3 separate regions of the Mus musculus genome follow, and all the other regions are linked to region 2. The links are chromatin loops, found by intact Hi-C in ENCODE. Cell type or tissue: left cerebral cortex. All regions are shown on one strand. Each heading gives the region's core, and the rest is flanking DNA. Links, peaks and the distances in the headings are about the cores only. Region 1 has its middle 24 kb from the start of Gm30567. Region 2 has its middle 5.9 kb from the start of Gm41418. Region 3 holds the start of Grin2a (glutamate receptor, ionotropic, NMDA2A (epsilon 1)).

Evidence for each region. Peaks named below come from ENCODE experiments on the same cell type or tissue, not always from the same donor. Only the 100,000 strongest peaks of a DNase experiment are listed, where the experiment ranks them.
Region 1: it touches region 2 in a loop (2.5-fold over the local background); 3 of 42 quality-filtered maps call a loop at or near these places.
Region 3: it touches region 2 in a loop (2.3-fold over the local background); 2 of 42 quality-filtered maps call a loop at or near these places.

What each region holds. Positions count from the first base shown.
Region 1 is chr16:9,027,353-9,034,146 of GRCm38, forward strand. No RefSeq gene overlaps it. Among named protein-coding and RNA genes, the nearest start is that of Gm30567, 24 kb to the right of the region's middle. In left cerebral cortex, for the core only: no CTCF peak of the experiment used is centred there; a DNase peak (open chromatin) is centred at 3,593; H3K27ac peaks cover 1,473 bases.
Region 2 is chr16:9,270,677-9,277,470 of GRCm38, forward strand. No RefSeq gene overlaps it. Among named protein-coding and RNA genes, the nearest start is that of Gm41418, 5.9 kb to the right of the region's middle. In left cerebral cortex, for the core only: no CTCF peak of the experiment used is centred there; a DNase peak (open chromatin) is centred at 4,098; H3K27ac peaks cover 1,364 bases.
Region 3 is chr16:9,991,765-9,998,518 of GRCm38, forward strand. It overlaps Grin2a (glutamate receptor, ionotropic, NMDA2A (epsilon 1)), which reads right to left and starts at 4,049. Exons shown (of 14, transcript NM_008170.4): 1 at 3,059-4,049; 2 at 2,295-2,485; 3 at 356-787. The coding sequence starts at 769. It overlaps Gm30668 (a long non-coding RNA gene), which reads right to left. Exons shown (of 3, transcript XR_384651.2): 3 at 5,445-5,686. In left cerebral cortex, for the core only: CTCF peaks have their summits at 664 and 2,136 (motif pointing left); DNase peaks (open chromatin) are centred at 157, 391, 634, 1,023 and 6 more places; H3K4me3 peaks cover 4,501 bases; H3K27ac peaks cover 4,518 bases.

The DNA.
Region 1 (6,794 bases), core at 700-5,699, 240 kb before region 2:
ACTTGGGAAGAGAATGTAGAATGGAAGCCATGATTTGGTTTTTAGATATATTGATATTTATATGTATGTGTGTATCTATATATGCATGTGCAGGTATAGGCAGGTCCTTATGGAGTCCAGAAGAAGGCATCGGATCCACTGAGTCTGGAGTTACAGGTTGTTGTGAGTCTCCTGGTGAGGCGCTGTGTATTGAACTCCAGTCCTCAAGCAGGACAATTAATTACAATCCTGAGGCCACCTTGCCACACCTCTTGAAAAGGATCAAGTGCTGCCACAGGTGTGAGTTTCAGCCTTATAAAGGCTTAAGTGTAATAGAAGTTCAGCTTTTAAAAATTCTTTTACAGGGCTGGGGATGGAAGCCCAGTCTTAGACGAGGTAACCAAGTATTTTGTCACTATGCTACACCCCCTAGCCCTCAGCTCTTGCGCTTCTGTCTTGTAATGTTTGGTCTCCAACTCACAATCCTTTTATTTCCCTCTGAGTGTTGCGATTACAGGCAGTCAACTGAGATGTGTGGATGCACCTTGCTTCTTCATGCCCACCTCCCTCTCCCTTCTCCTTTCTCCTCTCTTTACAGTGGTCTTGTAAAGCAAGCTTACTGAGTTATGCTGTCCTCTGGCATTCACTGAGCAGAGTCCAGGGATGCTGGTAAGCACCCGGTGCCCATCCCACCACAGGACACAGCCTCAGATGCCAGTAGAGCTGGGATTGGGGAACCAGCCCCTCACACTCCATCCTCTCTGGAGTCTCTCATTAGCTTCTGAACTTGTCAGGGCATCTTCTCATCTTGGCTTCCTTCTGTCTCCTTTGGGTTGTTTTTCTTGCTTTGTAGTGGTGTTTGGTTGGCCTAGGGCCTAGCAAGACATGCTAGGCAAGTGCTCCACCATTGAGCTGTGTTCCAAACACCCTTTGTATTTCTTTCTTTAGAAACAGAGTCTCATTGCGTTGCACAGCCCGACCATAAACTTGTTTGAATTTCACATCCTCCTGCATAGCCTCTCAAATAGCTAGGATGTCAGGTCTGTGCCACTACATCTGCCTTAGAGGATTCCTTGTGTTGGTCTCTGGCTCAACACCCTTGCGTCTGTCCTTGTGCCTTCGGGAAAGGTCATAGTTCTTCTGAGTTTGTTACTTTCTTTTTTTTCTATGGCCTCTGGGATTCCTTTCACAGCACCACGGACCTTACACCACACTATGGTGTTGTCAGTATTATTGTTATATAGTAGAGTGCTCTTCCCCGTTCCTTTCTGTTTGATTGTTTTGAGGCAGAGTCTCATTTAGCCCAGGCTGTCCTCCAACTCCCTATGTAGCCAAGGACGATATTGAACGTCTGATCCTCCTGCCCCTACCTCCCAAGTGCTGGAACAGTAAGTGTGCACCACTATACCTGGCTTATGCGGGTTAGGCATGGAACCCAGGGCTTGCTTCATGGATGTTAAGCAAGCACTCTTCCACCTGAGCCCCTTATTTTTGAACTTTAGTATCAAGATTGAGTCCAGCTCAATGTTCCAAACATCCTGTTCCCTGTCTCTGTGTTCTCAGAGCTCTGTACTGTAGGACATGTGGAACCCCTGGCTTTCACTTACCTACCTTCCTCACCTCGGGAAAGCATATGCAGGCAGCCTTCATACTTTCCCAAAACTCAGATGACTTCGGCCATGACTTCATCTCCCCTCTGGCATTTCTACTTCAACAACAGCTTCCACTTCCCAGTCAGTCCACAGACTTGACATTGCTTCTCTTGCTTCTCCTTGTGTCGCCAACCCTGGACTCTCTGTTGTGGGAATTGAGTGTGTCCCATCCATATCTGCCAACACCTTGTCCACATTCTCAGCATGATGACATTTTACCACAACTGAATTCCCTGATGTGGTATTTCAAGTCCACGGAGACCAAAGACCAGCAGTCTCCATTGCTCCTGATCTGACTGCTCACGTAGTACCTGGCCTGAAATAAGTACTCAGTAGCTACGTGTTGGGTAAACATGTGAACTGGACTAAAGTGTCAGTTGCCAAGCCCCTTGAGAAATGAATGAGACCTGAGAAGAAGGCTGATTTTTTGCAACCTTGAGGTCTAGCTTTCATGGTGTGTAACTATGCTGTTATATGCATGAGCCTTTGTGCCTTTATTTTCCTGACAAACTTAACTTATTATTATTTTTCTTTTACTTTTTATTTTTAAGCATTTGGAGACAGGATTTCACAATATAGCCCAGGTTGACCCAGAACTCATAATTTTCCTGCCTCAGTCTCCCAAGTGTTAAACTGAAAGTGTCTATTGCCACCCCAGTTCTATAGACTTCGCTTACAGCAATCTGTAGGGCTGTTGTGATAAATAAAATGGTTCTTGTGATGGTTAATAGTGATTGTAGCCTTGTCATGATCTAGAATCACCTTGGAAACAAGTTCCTGGGCAAGCCTGTAAGAGATTATCTAGGTTGGCTAACTGAGGTTGGATGATCCATCCTAAATATGGTGGCACTGTTATAAAATATAATGCATCAGTGGGGGTAAGGGAATACCAGGCAGGCCCATGCCAAGGTGTCTCCCTGAGAAATCGAGTCATGTGACACACCTGGTATAAGAGATTAGTTGGGAAGGGAGTGAAGTGAGGACCTGGAGGAGGAGTAGAGGCAGATAGAGCCACAAGGGCAGAGAAAGAGGGGACAGAGTGGGACAGAAAGAGAGAAAGAGAAGCTGGCCGGGAACACATGAGAACACAGAGTGAGAGAGAGTGAGAAGCGGGTGGAGAGAGGGAGAGAGAAGTGGGGCTAGGGTAGGGAGCAGTCCTCTTTATATGCTGCTGCTGCTGTGGCTGCTGCAGCACCTGGCTCGCACCTGGCTCGCACCTGGCAGGCAGTGGTGGCAGGTGGTGATACAAATTATTCCTTGGTCCCTGTTGCTAGGTCCCTAGGAGGAGCCTAGTGGAATTGTCTGTGAGCCAACAGGTACTATTGCATTCACTGGGGTCCTGAGATGCATGAGAAGTAGAAAGCAAGCCTGGAATTGGCACTCACCTCTCTGCTTCCTGACTACAGATGCAATGTGACTGAGCAGTGACCTCACATCTCTGCTGCCCCTGCTTCCCAGATGTGATGGACTCACCACGCTCCCACCATGAGCCAAAATAGACCCCGGTTCTGTAGAGCAGCGTTTGCCAGGCATTCTGCTGAAGCAGTGAGAAGAGTAATGGATACGGTTCCCATCCAGGGCTGGGAGGTAGCTCAGTGTTAGAGCACTCTGCTGAAAACCTAAAAAAGCGTAGTCACCTGCAAGCTAGTCACATAGATAGGAGCTCTTATGTGCAGAGGGAGTGCACGCCAGGTCACAGGGTGTAGCTCTCTATTCTGTGGTGCAGTATCCTTGGGGTGCTGAGGCAAGGAGTTGGATCACCACACTCAAGGCTCAGAAATGTAGAGTGCCTTGTCCTGTGTCATTCAGTGAGTCGGCAGCAAAGCAGCAGCCTGACCTGAGATCTCTGACTCGGAGCCTGGGTTCCTTTGCCTGCCTGCACCAGTAGCTTGCATTCTGTGGCTGAAGCACACTCTCTTCAGGTTGAGCCTACAGAGGCTCAGCCCACACAGCTCTCTGCAGCATTAAATTAAGCTCCTGATTCAGCTCTTTGAGGCAGACAGCCCCTCATGAGGATGGGGCATGCATGAGAAGCATTTCTCAGTGTGGTGCTTCTTAGCAAAACAGCTCTGGTTCCAGCTAAGATGTCCTTGGGCTTCAAGGTCGGTATCCGAAACACAAGGCTATAATGGTAAAGCTGTAAAAACCAGTGCAGGCAAATCCTGGCTCCTGCATCCACCCATCCTTGGCACCTGAGAGGACACTCTCCTTAAACCCAGAGTCTGTTCTTAGATTTTGGTTTGTTGCTGTATCTAGGGAGGCCAGACACAAAAAGCAAGGATTAGAAGCCAGATGCTCTGGGATTCAGTCTGGTCCCTTTAGTCGAACTGAGCAGCGACCAGTAATACACCAAACTTCTACATCCCAGTTCCCTCATCTCTGAAGTGGGCAATCTCTTCATTGGACTGTTAGGAGGAATAACTAATCAAGGATAAATAGCACACAGTGGGTTCTCAGTAAACCCTACCTGATGTTTTCACCATAGATGCTGGATTCTACCTTGGTTCAAGGCCCTGCTTGCTTTTCTTTATTTTGTGTATGAATGTTCACATATGTGTATATTTGTGTTAACTCATGTACATGTAGAAGGTAGAGATCAACATGTTGTTGCTCTCCAGCACTGTCTACCTTGTTATTTTTGTTATTGTAGGACCCGTTACTGGCCTGGAACTCACCATACAGGCTGTCTGTCCAGCCAGACTTAGGGATCTGCCTGTCCTCATCTCACCAGCACTGTGATTATAAGTGTTTGCCAATCATGCCCAGCTTTTCTGTGCAAGTTCTGGACATTGACCTCAGGTCCTCACGCTAGCAAGGCAAGCACTTTCTTCACCAGTTTCTCCCCCGTCCTTCTGCTCTACTTTGCGTCAGTTGTATGGCTTTTGATGAGTTACTTGACATCTTTGAGCCACACTATTCTGTCCTAGGATAATAATCATCATTGTGTTGGTAGATTATAGTCTTTACATACTGTCTGTACTGACTAGTTGTAACTGTCAACATTCCACAATCTAGGGTCACTTGAGAGGAGAGCCTTAACTGATGAATTCTTTAGATCAGGTTGGCCTGTGGACATGTCTATGGAGGATTGTCTTGATTCTTTATTGATGTAGAAAGACCCAGCCCACCATGGGTGGCACCATTCCCTAGACAGGAGGTCTTGGTCAGTATAGAACAGGAGAAGGTTGAATGAAGCAATAGCAGTTAAGCACAGGTGCAGTTGTTTCTTTCTGCTCTTAAAAAAGTTATTTCCTTTTAAATTATGTAAGTCTGTGTATGGGCTTGTGCCCGAGGAGGTTAGAGTCATGTGATGTGGGTGCTGAGACTCAAACTCAGGTCTTTTGCAAGAGCTGTATGCACTCAACCTGTGAGCCATCTTTCCAGCTCCTCTCTCTGCATTTCCCCGTGGGTGTGCTGCTTGAGTTCCTGCCTCGACTTCTCCTCAATGATGGACTGAAGTCTGGAATTCTAAGATGAATAAACCCCTTCCTACACAGGGCTGTGTTTGGCCAGGATATCCTATAACTCCAACAGAAATGAAATTGAGCATCATCTTTGAACAGACAGCCATGGAGGCATTTCCAAGTGTGCCAATGCCCCGTTTCTCATCTGTGAACTTGAGACTTTGTGCTTCTACTGTGTAGAGCCCAGTTAAGGGCTCATGTGATGGTGCTGCTGGCAAGGGTGGCTCTCTGGAAGGGGTTTGCCTCTCTGTGCTCAGTGTTGGTGCCAAGGACTTTAATATTTTATTGTATCTTTGTGATTTCTGTCTAAAACCAAGCTGAAACAAGAAGTGCTGATCCCATGGATAATGGAGCACGAGTCTCATAAACTCCACAGAGCCGAGCCAAAGGGAGGAAGGAAGATGAAGATAAAATCCTCAGAGACATCAAGCCCAGCAGATTTTTAACTCGAGCTGAGGACCATTGGCTCAGTTCACTGCTTACCTCATGACTGAAAAAGCAAAGATCACAAGAGAAAATGTACTTTTGAAAATGGACATATGTGGTTGACATTCGCATCAGGAAAATGGGATTTAATTACAGAGTGTCTACAAATACCCCGTTCCTCTATCTCAGGCTAGGGATCAATTATTCCAACTCAGTACCCATTTTCTTCTGTGCTTGATATAAAAGAGGGGGTTGCTCTGTATGTGTGTGCATGGCACACAAAGGTACCTGTTCAGTGCCACAGTCATTAACCTGGACCCATGGGCAAGGTCGAGAGTGTAGATGAGGACATCAGAACATCACCTGCACATTTCAGAAAGGACTGACTTTCCTGAGTGTCCCCTCCTGCTTCTGCCTGGATACCCTCAGGGTTGGGACCTGGACACTTGCTGAGGGAGCTCAGTCTCTTTTTAAAGTGTAGTTAAAGTTGGCTACTATTGTGCTCTTTCCACAGGCCATTCCCAGCTCCCTGTGGTGTTTATGTTATACTAGAATCCACAGTATCTGTGAAATCCCCCTTACGCTGGTCAGCGTGCGTTGCTCAGAAACAAACTCCCAGATGCCCTCAAATCTATGTGTGGGGCTCCAGGCTGGACCGTGGACAAGTTTCAAGTGTGGGGCAGACATAATCTGGAAAGATAAGGGGGACACCATGGGAGCCATCTATTCCCACTGGAGATGGGACAGCAGTGAAAGTCTTCTGGCAGGAAGTGACACATGAGCTGGGTTACAGAGGAGAGGGAGTAGGAAGTGCACACGAGAAGCAACAGGAAGTTCTCCAGGCTGGGCTCTGGTGCGAGTGCCTTAGGAGCAGGTGCACATGTATTGGGGAATGTGGGGTCCCCAGGGATGAAGGCAGAAGGATGGACAGTTCATTCTTACACGGAGTTTGGACTCCATTCAGAGGATGGGGACTTCATCCAGTAGCTCTTTGGTCACCTGCATAGGGCTCAGTTCTCTGGTCTGGAGCCTCCCAAGAGTTATTCATTTTGTTTTAAATTTAAAAATTACATTTACTTACTTGTGTGTGTGTACCTCTTTGCTTATAGCATGGGGCTATCGGTAAAAGCAGCAAACCAATGGTCAGTCGCTAAGTACCAGGCGCAACCCAAATGCTGCGAAGGTTATTCCACAATCTGTAAGGCCCGCATTTTCACCAGCTCCAGCGGACAGATGAGAAACATTGAAGTGGCTTTGGATCGGCAGGAACAGG
Region 2 (6,794 bases), core at 1,047-6,046:
GAACATAGGTTTAGATTCAGGATCTTAGTATGATGCTAGAAAAGACTCAGTTTCTCTACATCTAAAATAGGACAGTGGTACCCTTGGGACATAGCTTCATTGGTAGAGTGCCTGACTAACCCACATGAAGCCCTCTGTTTAACCCCCAGCACTGCAAAAGCCTGTATGCTGCCTGCAATCCTAACACCTGGGAAATGGAAACAGGAGGGTCAGAAGTTCAAGGTCACCCTGCGGTACAGGAGACTGCCTCAATCATAAAACAAGAATGTATATCTTAAATGATTGCCTACAGACAGACTTTGACACAATGCATTCAACTTACATAACACTAATTATTGCCATCCTTGTCATTTCTTCATGAGATGTGGCTCTTTGTTTCTTTAAGATTCTTTTAACTGAGCATCCATGAAGCCCAGTGTTTTCTCACTGGATGATAGACATTCCTTGGAGAGATAGCCTCTGTCTTTCTAGAGGTGCTAAAACTGAATTTCCCTTTCTTTTCTCCAAGTTTCTGGTTAGCACATTCTTAGGCAACATAAGATGATTTAAAACATTTAGATTAACATAGTGTTGTGAGATGATGATGCTATATCATAGAAGAAAAATCAAGATAGAATGAAAACAACGGAGGTTACGATTTCAATAGGGCGATGTGGGCATACTGCTCAGAGCAGGTGGGCAAGTACTGACATAAGGGAACTGAAGAAATTGCCACATAGAAACATTTGCTGCAAGTGTGTTCTGGGTTGAGGGAAGACAAGCACATAGGTAAGTTTGGTAGGGGTGCTGGGTTCCAGAAGTACTCAGGCCAGAACGTTGGGGTAGGTTAGCAATGCATGATGATATCAGAGGGCATTTAGGGCATAAGGTAAAGACTTGAGCCACAGTGAGGAGAAGGAACTTGTGCAGGGCCCTGGGAAGGGCAGGGTATAAAGGGACTCTTCTTTTTTCTTTTTAAGAGCATGTTAGCTGCTGAATGGAAGGTAGAGAGTTGTCTTGAGAATGATGAGACCCTTCCAAAGGCCTCTTACAGATAAAATCAAAGTTGATAAGTGGTGTATACTACAGTGTGGTAGTGCTGCTGGTGGTAAAATGTGATTAAGTACATGTGTTTATTGGAGACAGAGAGAGAGAGACAGGGAGAGACACAGAGAGAGGCAGAGATTGGAGGGATGGAGGGCTGCTGCTGCTACTAGTGATAGCATTTGCAGGTGTGTGTGTGTACACGTGTGCTCATGATATAGCCACAGAAATGTTTCTAGACTCAGATTCATGTCACAGGTGAAGGTAGAAAAGGCACAGCCAGGGCTAGGGTCAGTGTGGGCTGGGGTCATTTTGTACTCGTGAGCCCAGACAAATGGGGAGACTTGTCATCCTCTCCAATAGGCAATGTGAACCCAGCCCTAGAGAAGTGGCTGCTCCCTGTTTCTTCTCAACTTGAGGACAATTAGAGCTAAACACCTTGGAGGAAGTTATCCAGTCTCCAAGTTTGCTAATTCCATTTCTAAAATAGCTCTAAAGTCTTCACTTGCTCATGGCAGGGATAATTAAAACTAATGAAGTGAATTTAGGGGCGCACATCAGAGACTGAGCCTGGAGAATCTGCCGGTGATTACAGACATGCTGCAGATTCTTTGAAGGTAATTGTCAAGCGACCCATCTTCATTTGTATTCATGGAGACAGGGGGCCGTTTTCAGGGTAAACATTTCAGAGGTACCATCACATGGCACATTGCAGAACTGAGAATTCTACATTACACTTTAAGAGTACTAGGGCTCTGCCTACTGGTTACAAATAACTAACATTCATATTATGTGAATAATGAGTTAAAAAGATTAGAATGCAGAGAGAGGAAGGGTGAAAGTCAGAGAAACTCCTCATTTGTATGTTGTTAAGATATAAATATTTACTGAGCACTTGTATACTAGACACCAGGCTTCATTCAAGGTTTGGAAGATAGATAAACAAAACAGGCTAGGTCTCTCTTCTTAGGGCTCTCTAGCCTAGCTGAGAGAAATTCAAACATGAAAAAATATAACTTGGTAGTTATATAAACAGTGCAAGTATAAAAATAGGAGACGGGTCAGAGGGAACTTGTTGCTAAATCCTCTCAAAGCTTAAATGCTTTAAATGACAAGAAGGAGACATCAGGGTTTCTAGTGCTGTGAAGAGACATCGTGACCATAGCAACTCCTATAAAGAGAAACATTTAATTGGGGCTGACTTACAGTTCAGAGGGTCAGTCCATTATCGTCATGGTGGGGAGCATGGCAGCATGCAAGCAGACATCATACTGGAGAAGTAGCCAGAAGTCCTACATGTAGATCTACAGGCAGCAGGAAGATAGAGTAACACTGGGCCTGGCTTGAGCTTCTAACACTTCAAAGCCTACCCCTAGTGAAACACTTCCTCCAATAAGATCACTCCTCCTAATTCTGACACTCACTATGGGCAAATGGGGGCCATTTTTATTCAAACCATCGCAAAGGCAGATATCTGAAAACCAAAAGGAGTCAGAGGATAAAGCTTTGGACTTGAGTGGCCAAGTGGTGGCTATGCTAAGCAATGGGTTTGAGAGCCAGTGTGAGAGGAAAGACTGGGTGTGGTTAGGATTCCTGTGATGGCTGAGGCTGTCTTTGCTTGAGTTGCTGATGTGAGGAGGGAAAGGTGATAAAGAGAAGACACATCCCTGTGTGGATGAAGAAGAGATTGAAAGGTGCTGGGAGGAAATTGGACCTCTGCTTGTCTTCACACAGTAGGACACAGGACAGACACTCAAGTGGTGTCCTTAAAAGCTACTGAACTCTAGTCCAAAGCCTGGCTGGCTGCTTCATCCTACAGAGCTGCCTTCGTTATCTTAGGCTTGCTACTTACTTGGTGCAGAATCTTAGGCAACAGAATCCACCCCAGCTTTAGTTTTTCCCATATTGAAAAGGATATTAGACGAAGTCTTGCCATGTGGTGCCATTGAGATAACAGCTAGCCTTATGGAGTACCCACCCACTATGTATGTGATTACATCTCTAGTGTAGCTCCATAGAGGAATGACTATTATGGCTCCATTCTATGGACAAACAAATAGAGGAGTAGAGAACCGTTGTATTGCAGTTTACTCTGAGCTGAAATATTCCATCCTGGAAGAAGCCTGAGAAACTCCGGAAGTAAACAAACTTGACACGCCCAGAAAGTTGAAACTTCTATGATTCACAAGGTCTGGCCCCATGGTTAGGGACACAGGAATAGCTTCTAAGGGAGGAGACTGATTTGCTGAGCAGTCTGCAAGTTGTTCAGAGAGTTGCAGGGTGTCAGCTTTTGAGAACTGTTGCCCTTGGTGGGGTGAGCTTTTGTTGCTATGGCTGCCTTTGTGTCATTTGCACTCCCGTAATGAGCCACAATAGGCCTAATCTGGTCACCGAGTCCCTGTCAGTGTTGGGAGCCACAGTAGGCCTAGTTGGGTCACCAGGTCAAACTTCCCTGTCACTGTTGCTTTGTTCTGTCATCATTTCCTATCAGCCTCGAGGAGACATTTGTTTAATGTGTTCCCAGAAATAGTGCACAAAAGTTATGTGATACATCCAAAGCTCCAACTCTAGGGGCCAGGCAAGAAGAAATAACTTGTCCAGATTCACTTTCCTTGTGAGCCACACAGGTCACACTTAGACTCCAGAAATGGAAACCTGGCTGCTTCTCACCACAGGTCTTTTCCTGTTCTCAAGACCCATGTACAATACCAGATTATGATGTCACTTCCATGTCAACTCTACTTTCTCAAGGCAAGAACAGTGGTTTAGCCTGAGCTGTGCTGCGCTGCGCATGCCCCCCAGCAGATGTGCAGGGGATGTTGCCCAAGGGAGAACAATAGCAAGGATGGGATTCCTTTGTCTGTCTGCAGTCTTCCTGAGGAGCACTTGCTCTTCTCTTGGTAGAAGACATCTTTCCCCAAATTTGACAAGCCCTATGAGTGCACAGAGGGGAGACAGACATGGGAGCTCACATTTCAGCATCTTCTAGCTCTGCGCTTCCCTCTCAGCAAAGAAAATGTCTCATGAAAATGGGAATTAAAGCAATAAGTTGTATTTGGCACCAGCCAAGTGCCCACACAGGAGCTAAACATAGAAAAAGGGAGGAGAAGACCACGAGACAGAACAGGAAACTTTCCCTAATTCATTCTCTTGCCAGCATGCGAGACAGCGAGCATGCCATGGGCAGGACAATTAAATTGAAATATGGCCCAGCTAAGCAGAAGAGCTGTTCCAGCACGAAGGCCAGAGAAAACAATGACAACCCTTTGAGGGAGGTTGTGGAACAGGGTCCTCAAGGCAAGGTCTAATTATCTTAGCAGTGTCCATTTCAGAGCCGAGAACTAGCCTAAAAAATAAGTACCAGGTCTCCAGGCTCTTGCAAGATGAGTATTTAATAACGAGAGGAACAGACAGGAGTAATCCATGTGTGCCCTGAGACCAAGCATCATTTCACAAATGAAGGGATGTGTCTGACTGTACCTCTAATTGTGGAAAGAAAATGCCCATGAGGACTGAGCTCATGGAAGGAGGTCTCAGGGCAGGTGGATGGTGACACTGTGGCTGTCCCCTTTCCCCACACCGCCTGAGAGCTTTCCACTACTTCAATAAGGGAGATGATCTTAGGCAGAAAGGACCAGTCTGAGTGGTGAATAACTTTTGGTTTTGGAGATGAGTGACTGTAGAGCCAGTGGTGAGGTGACATGAAGTTTAGGAGCTACAGCCACTTCTTACAATGAAAAGACTAGCCATCCTGAGGGCTGTTTGAGGAAGCTCAGCCACTGTTCACTCTCCATGTTTTGAAATTGTATTCCATTGCTACAAACTCTACACTCCCAAAGCAGCATCACCCTTTTCCCCACCTCTCTAAGCTCCAGCAGGAGTTGGCTGCGGGAGGGCAGGGGGGAATAGGGATGATCTTACGTAACGCCTTGGTGGCCCTGAGTCATTTGGGTATTAGTTATTGTTTCCTGTTGCTGTGATAAAATACCACGGCAAAAGCAATTTAAGGGAGAAAGGGCTTATTCTGACTCATAGTTTGTGATTGTAGTCCACTGGGGCAAGAAGTCAAGGCAGCTGGAGTTTGTGACTTTGCATCCACAGCCAGGAAACAGAAGGAGGCAAGTGCTGGTGGTCTTCATCTGGATTTCCCCTTTATACTCAGCCCAGGACCCCGCCCATGTCATGGTGCCACCCACGGTTAAGGTGAATCTTTGTATCTCCTTCAACTTAATCTAGATAATCCCCATAGCCATGACAGAGGCTTGCCTTTAGGTGATTCTAGAGTCAAGTTGACAATCGATTCACCATCACAAAGGTGAACTGTAAATGTCTCTGTTTGGCTTTATTCCCATATTCCCTTTGCTCCATTTTTGAGACTTGTTTTCAGGTAGTCCAGGGTGGCCTTCAGTTCGCTATGTAGCATAGGATAGCCTAGGACTTCTGGTCTTCCTGCTTCCATGTTCCAGGTAATTGGAATTGTGGGCATGCGCCATCACATCTGTTTTTTGTGGTGTTAGGGATCAAACTCAGACAAACATTCTACCAACCAAGTTGTCTCCCTTGCCCCATCCCTTGATACTCTAGAACAGGAGTGTATCCCAGGATATTATTACAACTTGGCTCAAATTTCATTCAGTACAAAAACTTTTAATGATACTTTTCAGTTTTTTAAAAAAAAATATTAAAAAATTGGGTGTCACTCCTTTCTTGTTAGCACACATTCCTTGTGTGAGATCAGAAATTTCGTTGTGACATTTTCCAACCTACATGCATTGGTTATGATCAGCTCTCCTTGCTTTTTTCCTTTTTAGATTTTGCTTATGAGAGGAAATATGCAGTCTTTCTAATTCCAGATGATTGTGTAATGATCTTCACTTTTATCCTGCAACTGGCATAATTAGTTCTTTGTCATTGAAGAATAAATAATCCAATTGTGGGTGTGTGAATATGCATGCATGCATGTGTATGTGCACACATGTGTGTGTATGCATGTATGATGTGTTCTTTATCCATTCTGTAGATGAACATCTAGTGCAATCCCATTTCTGGGCCATTGGGCTATCACAGTGCAGCAATAAGTATGTATGCACGTATGTATGCTGGCTTTTATTCCTTTGCATATGGGTGAGGAGTTATAGAGTTGAATGGCAGATCTATTTCACCTTCTGAGGACCCGTCATACTGGTTTCCATAGTGGCTGTACTAGTTTATATCCCATTGATGGGTGTATGTGCCCCTTTCTCCCTGAGTCCATATCAGTATTTATTATTTTTTTCCAGACAGGGATCTTTTTAGGGTTCCAATTGAGGTAGATGTTCTAATTATTCTTGATTACTTTTAAGACAGGAATCCTTAACCAGAATTGATTGAGGTTCCCAAACTTGGGGGACATGTGCAGATATCTGGGGACATTTTATGTTGTCATGACTCAAGGAGGATTGTTACCAGAATCATGAGGAAGTATGTGTGGGTGGTCCTGCATAGCAAAGACTCATCCAGCCCTGAGTTTTGATAATGCCAAAGTTTAGAGATGGAGAACTCATCATGTGCCTCAATATAGCACCACAGACAATCTGTTTTCAGTTTGTCCTAGGTAGTGTATATAAAAAGGGCCGGCACAGAAGAGGTGGGAAGAAGATGGCTTTGGTACAAACTTAGGTGGAGAAAGTGGAGGCTGTTTCATTATGCATATTGGCAATGAGAGTGGGGACTTACTATGGAGGGACATTGGGAGATCAGACCATGATTGCCTTAAGTTACTTCCCATGGCA
Region 3 (6,754 bases), core at 1-5,000, 720 kb after region 2:
TGGGGCCATATTGACCCGAGTGTTCCCACACTTGTCTTTGAGCTCCTTGAAAACATCCAAACATTCCATCACCACCCACTGGCCTACTGTTGTGTTTTCTGTCCTCATCCTGGAACACCAAGGAGCATCTGAGTACCCCATCTTCAAAACCAAAAGCAAAGGGTTTCCATCATGTCTGGGTCAGACAGACACCGAGCAATTCTCACAAAGGTCAGAGGCCACTTAACCTGCTTTCGAATTGAGTATATGTGTACAACTGAATAGGAGATGTACCCCACCCCACCCCCGCGAGGTGGCTGCCATTTGTAGAACAACCCCTCCAGGACCCTGGCAGTCCATCTCCTCCTGGCCTTACCTTGTCAGCCATGATCATAGATGCACCCCCATGAATGCCCAAGATGGGGATGAAAGTCTGTGAGGAGATAAAATCCAGCATCTGAGCCACAGCCTCTTGGTCCGTATCATCTCCAAACACCAAGCCATGGATGCGCGCCCCGGACATGAGGTCGCACACATGCGTGATGAGGCTCTTAGGGTCAGTGCGGTTCATCAATAACGCCACCACGTTCACATCCAGGGGCAAGCCGGTTGCCTGCTCCGGGCCCCACAGATTTCGAAGTTCGCGTTCTGTCACGTCGTGGCTGTGACCCAGCAGCACCGCAATGTTCAGCGCTGGAGTACCCTTCTCCGCCGCCGCGTTCTGCGCCGGACCGTGCCAGACCAGAAGGGCCGGCAATACCAGCAAGGTCCAGTAGCCCAGTCTGCCCATGGTCGCCACTTAGGGTCCCTGTAAGGTGGAGGAGAGCGAGAGGCAGGTGGTGGTCAGTGAGGGGCCCAGGAAACAGGATAGACTGCCCCTGCACCCGCTCTGAGAGTCGAATGTGAAACCCGACACCAGCTCTGACTGTTTTTGTCACTCTTTAGAATACTCATCCTTGATGCCATCCACATTCTTCGACCCATGTCCATCTCCACGTATCAGTCCAAGCCGAGCTATTTTGCCATCCCTGTCCCCAAGCCCATCCTGGCATCCTCCTTCCTTCTCTCTTGTCTCCAGCTGACTCCCTCAATCCCATCTGGGTCCAAATTCCACACAAGATTCCCCAAATTTGACGCAGACAACAGCTCCTAGGCTCCCAGAGAGCCATGAACCCCACTACCACCCACAATCAGAAGCCCAGGCCAAGCCCTCTTTGCAACCCTCTCTCTCCGCAAGTGCGTGGACCAAGTTATCGACCCCGCCCCCTGCTCAGGAGCAGCGAACTCCGGACTAGCCCTAGCGTGAGAGGCGGTGCCTGCATACTGCAGCCTGAGTCTGTGGCGAGCCTACAGGGTTAACTGACCCCACCCCCTGGGAGCTCGCCCAGTGCGCCACGGAGCTCGCCCAGTGCGCCACAGACCTTGCTCCTTTAGTGGCACCCACCAGCTGCAGATCCCGCACCCCCCCCCCATGCGAGGGTTACAACAAGCGCTTGAAAGTGTAGGTGCTCTTTGTGACCCCGGGCTCTCAGGTGCACAGGGGAACTTGAGGCCGGACTCCCCACCACTACCTTGCTGGGAGAAGCTCTATGTCAAGCCTCCCTGGACCCGCCCCCTACACACGGGTACGCACAAGCAACATACAATCTCATGCCGTGTGAAATGCTGAATTCTGGAGAGTAGGAGCTCTGCCTTCCACCCCCACCCTAACACCCCGCAAGTGGGCCAGCGCGTGGGAGCTGGCAAAGAACGTGCGGGGGTGGGGGTAGGCTCCCAAAAAGCTCTCAGATAGATGAGGAGTGTGCATCCCCTCCTCAGTCTTTCCACTGCAGACCCTGGAGCCAAATCTTAGATGCACGTGGGCAGTGGGCTGCACACGCTAACAGACACGCGCGCTTTTCTGCGCATATCCCCAGGCCGCCTTAGAGATGCCCACGGCCAGCTGGAGCCTTCAAACGTCCTCAGACGGTGTGCACACAAGCACTGTGCCAGGTGCACAACAGTGCTTGCCTGAAAATGCCTGTACGGTCGTGCACGCGTGTACAAGCGCGCGCCCTTCGGCTCGGGTGTTGTTGCACCCCGGGGGAAGTTGGGGCAAACTCCAGCCTTGGCTTTTTAGGGTGAGCAAGGTGGAGTGCAGGGCCGCAGCGCCACCTGGTGCTCCTCCAACGCCTCGCCATTGGGCTCTCCCTCTCCAGTTTTCTCTCCCTCGCTCTTTTCCCCCCATCTCCCTACTGAACCCTCTCCTCTCTCTTCACCGGTTGAGCCTATATCCTCCCAGGCCCGGGAAGTCCGTATCACCAACTAGGACGTACCTGTAGCCGGAGAAGGTGGAGGATGCAATGGGGCGTGCTGCGCGCACGAGCATCTCGGCCGCCTCAGCAGCCACCAGGTTTAGCGGGTTCCCGCATGCTGCGGCCCCTGCGTGCTCCCCTGGCTGTCCCGCGCTGTCCGCATCACCCCCACGGGGGGCGGCTATCCCAGCCGGAGGCTCTGCAGCAGGGCTCTAACCGGGGCGGAGGAGAGATGGAGAGGCAGGGTCAGCCCACCAGTGCTAAGGGAAGGTGGGGGGAGGGATGCAGTCTGCAGTGCTCACAGCCCCCTTATGCACCCTGGGGGCTCGACCAGAGAGGGAGCTGGAGCTTGGTGCCTATGACACCCTCGGTGCGGGTCTTCACTTCCTGTGGCTGATAACCAGAGCTCCTTTCAGGGACGCACCGGAGAGTGGAAGCCCCAGGTTGGCCACCCACGAGAAGCTTAGTGGGAACCTCCACCCTCACCCCCTACCACCACCTCGGCGCCCGGCTACTGGGAGTTGTGCGACCAGGAGCTGCTGAGCCTGGGGTGGGGGGTGGGGGGCAGGAAAGGAGGGGGCGCTGGCTGAGTTTGCTATGAGCCGGGAGGAGAAGAGGGGGAGGGAAGGACGCGGGCTCCCGCGGTCCCGGATCCCCGAGGGAGGTGTGATCACTCCCACGTAGCGACCCTCTTGTGCGTCCTGCCGCCCCCTCCTATCCATACCTTCCCCCCACCAGCTTCTCACAGGGCCCTCCCAGGCTCGGCGTCCCGCGCCAGCACTCACCGCAGCCTCTCTCCACATAGTTCTCAGCAGTGGCCACCCCTGGTCATCTCCAGGGCTGATTGCTGCCGCCGCGACTCTCAGAGCTCATCCGGCCCCATGCTCAGGCACAGCACCCCAGGAGCCTCTCTCCTAGAGCCCTGGCTCAGCTTTATGCTCCACTCCGGACAGCGGCTGCCAGGTCCTCTGAGCGCGCCTGGACACCCTCTCCGCAGTCCTGCTCCTGCTTGGCGTGCGTGAGTGTGTGAGTGTGTGTGTGTGAGTGAGTGTGGGAGCGCGCGCGCGCGTGTGGCCGGGGATCCCCGCGGTCCCTGGCGGAGAAGGGCGCAGGCAGAGGACCGCAGCTCCCTCCTGGCCCTTTCGCTGAAGGGCCAGCTCCGAGCTGGGCGTTCGGTTCCTCACTTGGTCAGCGGGAGCCCAGGAAAGAGCCTGGCCACCGCGGTTCACAACACTGGAGAAGCCAGGATCCTAGGGCACGCTTCTGCTGCGGTCGCCTAGGAGGATAGAGGAAAGCAGAGGCGCCCACCACAGCAACTTAGGACTTGTTCTCAGCCAGCGAGACGCAACGCAGCAACCCCCGCGCAATCCGACGTTGTTTGGAGCTCTGGTCCGCCTGCAGCCGCCCACCCCGGAGGCGGGCCAAGGCAGACCCCGCAGTCCCTAGGCGGCGACGCGGAGCGCGGCCACCCTCTTCTGGAGCGCACGGCGGCAGCGGAACAAGGCCGACCTAGGTGTCTGGCTGGTGACGGGGGGAGCTTGCGGTGGCGCGCAACCTTGGTGCTGAAACCACGCTCTCCGCCCGCTCCCGGGCGTCTGGTGCTGCTGAAGAATCAATTATTCAGATCTCTGCTACGGATTCCTCCTCCTCCAGTGCCTGGCGCTGGGTGCAGCAATCTCTGTTCCACGCAAGGCACGCCGACACGCACACACCCGCCCAGGATGCTTCTCTCAATGCCTCACCACCCTGATATGGGAACCCACTCTGATGTCAGAGAGCCGGGAGCTTAAAATCAGAAACATATATACTCTCTCCAAGCACAGACACGCGTGCGCGCGCGCATACACACACATACACACACAGACGCGCACCCACAGACACACATACACACTTGCTGCTTCCTTCTCTAAGTTGTTCGAGACAAAACGTAACCCTGTGGTTGCCTCTTCTAAGTCACCAGAACGGATAAGCCAAGAGCCTGGGGCTAACTGGCTGTGAAAACTGACTGGCTCCAATTCTAGCAGCTGGGCATGAGGCTCCTTGTTAGATGTCTACATTTGACCTTTGTACGGTCAGTCACTTGAATCCCAACACCTGTCTCTGCCTTTCTTCCCTTCCCTTGATGCCTCATGTCACCTGGATGTTTATGCTCCAAATGCATATGTTAAAATCCTAAGTATTAAGAGTACTGGCCTCCACAGTGATTAAGTCATAAGAATAGAATTGCATCCGGATCTTTATTTAAAAAAAAAAAAAAAAATCTCAGAGAGCTAGCCAGCTAGCCGGCTAGCCAGCTCCTAGCCCAGCCAGAAGCTGCCCCTAACAAACACAGAGCCTACTTCACCTTGTTCAGAGAACCAACTGTAAGAAACTTCTTGGACTCCTATACTGAGTAGTAGCTTTTGTTATTGCAGGTCTGCCAAACTCAGGAGTCACCCTCCTCCTTTAATGACTGATAATCTGAAAAAGCAGGCGAGCAACAGCAGTAAAAATAAATAAATAAATAAATAAATAAATAAATAAATAAATGCCATTTCTCAGGGTTATTTTGCAATAAAAAGACAATGGTCAAAGATTTAACAAAACCTGACACGTAGTAGGTACCCAAGAAAAAATGAGAGCCCTCTAAAGTAACTCATCCAGGGGGGATCGATATGGCTACAGAAAGGAGCCCCTGGTCCTGGAGACCCGTGGGTTTATTGTGGAGCTGATGTTGTGTGTGGAATACCCTGGGGTTTTACACAAAAGAAAACAAGGAAGCAGACAGAATCTGGACGGTAAAGGAAAAGGGGATGGGGGTGGGCAATGTGATACAACAGAGGCAGAAACTGGAGCAATGGTCCATTTACTGGGGCTGTGAATGGGCTGGACTGAGCCGGGCTAAGCTGGGCCTCTCTCTTGCATGGATATCATGCAAGACTCTGACCTGAGAACTTGAGAATGTTACACTGCCTTAGCTCAGATAAATGCACACCTGCAGCCCCAGCTACTAAGGAGGCTGTGCAGCCTAGGCAGAGCAAGCCCCATCTTTAAAAGCTATCTAGAGAACAAGCAAAGGCCTGAAACATAAATCATAAAGAATGAACACAGTGGGAAAACCAGGCCTAGTGGTGTGGCCAATGTGGCGACCGGGGTGGGGAAATCAAGTGCAGGGTACCCACGGGCAGCAGAGTGAGTTCAAGGCCAGCATGGGCAATTTATTGAGACCTTGCCTCAGAGTGAAAAGTGAAACCAAGGCTAAAGAGGGGGCTCCAGTGGCAGAAACTGTAATCTTGACTTCAAATGCCACATAGTAGCTGTGTTCCTTCTGTTGGCTGCACACAAATGCAACTCAGTGGTCACTGCATTGTTCACTGGCTTGTTCTCTAATGACAATGGATGGCTCAGAGTCTCACCCTTCTCTCTTCAAGTGCCTGGAGAAAAAACAAAAGCCTTTTTTATTCTCTTCTCTTCTTTTCTTTTCTTTCTTTCTTTTCTTTTTTTTCTTTCTTTTTCTTTCCTTCTTTCTTTCTTTCTTTCTTTTTGTACTTTTAAAAAGATTTATTTATGGGAAGAGAGTGTCACATGCCATGCCATGTGGAGGTCACAGGGCAATTTTCAGAAATCATTTGCTCCTTGCACCTTGCCGAGGCGGGGTCTGTCTTGTACTGTGCTGCTGTGTATCTTAGTCTGGCTGTCAGCTAAGCTTCCAGGGGCTACTTTTGTGTCTGCCTCCCATCTCACAGGAAAAGTGTTAATATTCCAGGTTCATACCACCATATCTGCCTTTTTACATTGGTTCCAAGGACAGAACTTGAGTTGTTAGGCTTGTGCGGTTGTGTGGTTAGTAATTTTTCCCATGGGACCATGTCTTTGGTCCCTGTTTATTTGCAATTACTGGATTGCTAGCTTTCTGTACAAATAAACACATTGGTGCCCAGTCTTCTCTAATAAACAGATGTGAGCTGTAGACTGTGGGGCTTTTAAATTTAGCATGCTGGGCTAGAGAGATGGCTCAGCCTCTTCTAGAAGACAGGGGTTCAGTTCCTGGCACCCATGGAAGGCAGCTCTCAATCACATTTAATGACAACTCCAGAGGGTCTAATGCCCTCTTCTGGCCTTCATGGGCATTGCACTCAGGAACACAAACCCACAACCAATATACACAAAATTTAAAGTAAAAATTTAAAATAAAAAAAACTTTAAAAAATATTCATGCTTACCTTATTCTATCAGAACACCAGATGTGGGGCCACAAACACATATTTTTGTTTTTGTTTTATTTTATTTAGGTTTTTTGGGTTTGAGTTTGGTTTTTGAGATGAAGTCTCTCTGGGCGTTGGTGGCGCACGCCTTTAATCCCAGCACTTGGGAGGCAGAGGCAGACGAATTTCTGGGTTTGAGGCCAACCTGGTCTACAGAGTGAGTTCCAGGACAGCCAGGGCTACACAGAGAAACCCTGCTCAAAAAAAAAAGAAGAAAAAGAAAAAGAAAAAGAAAAA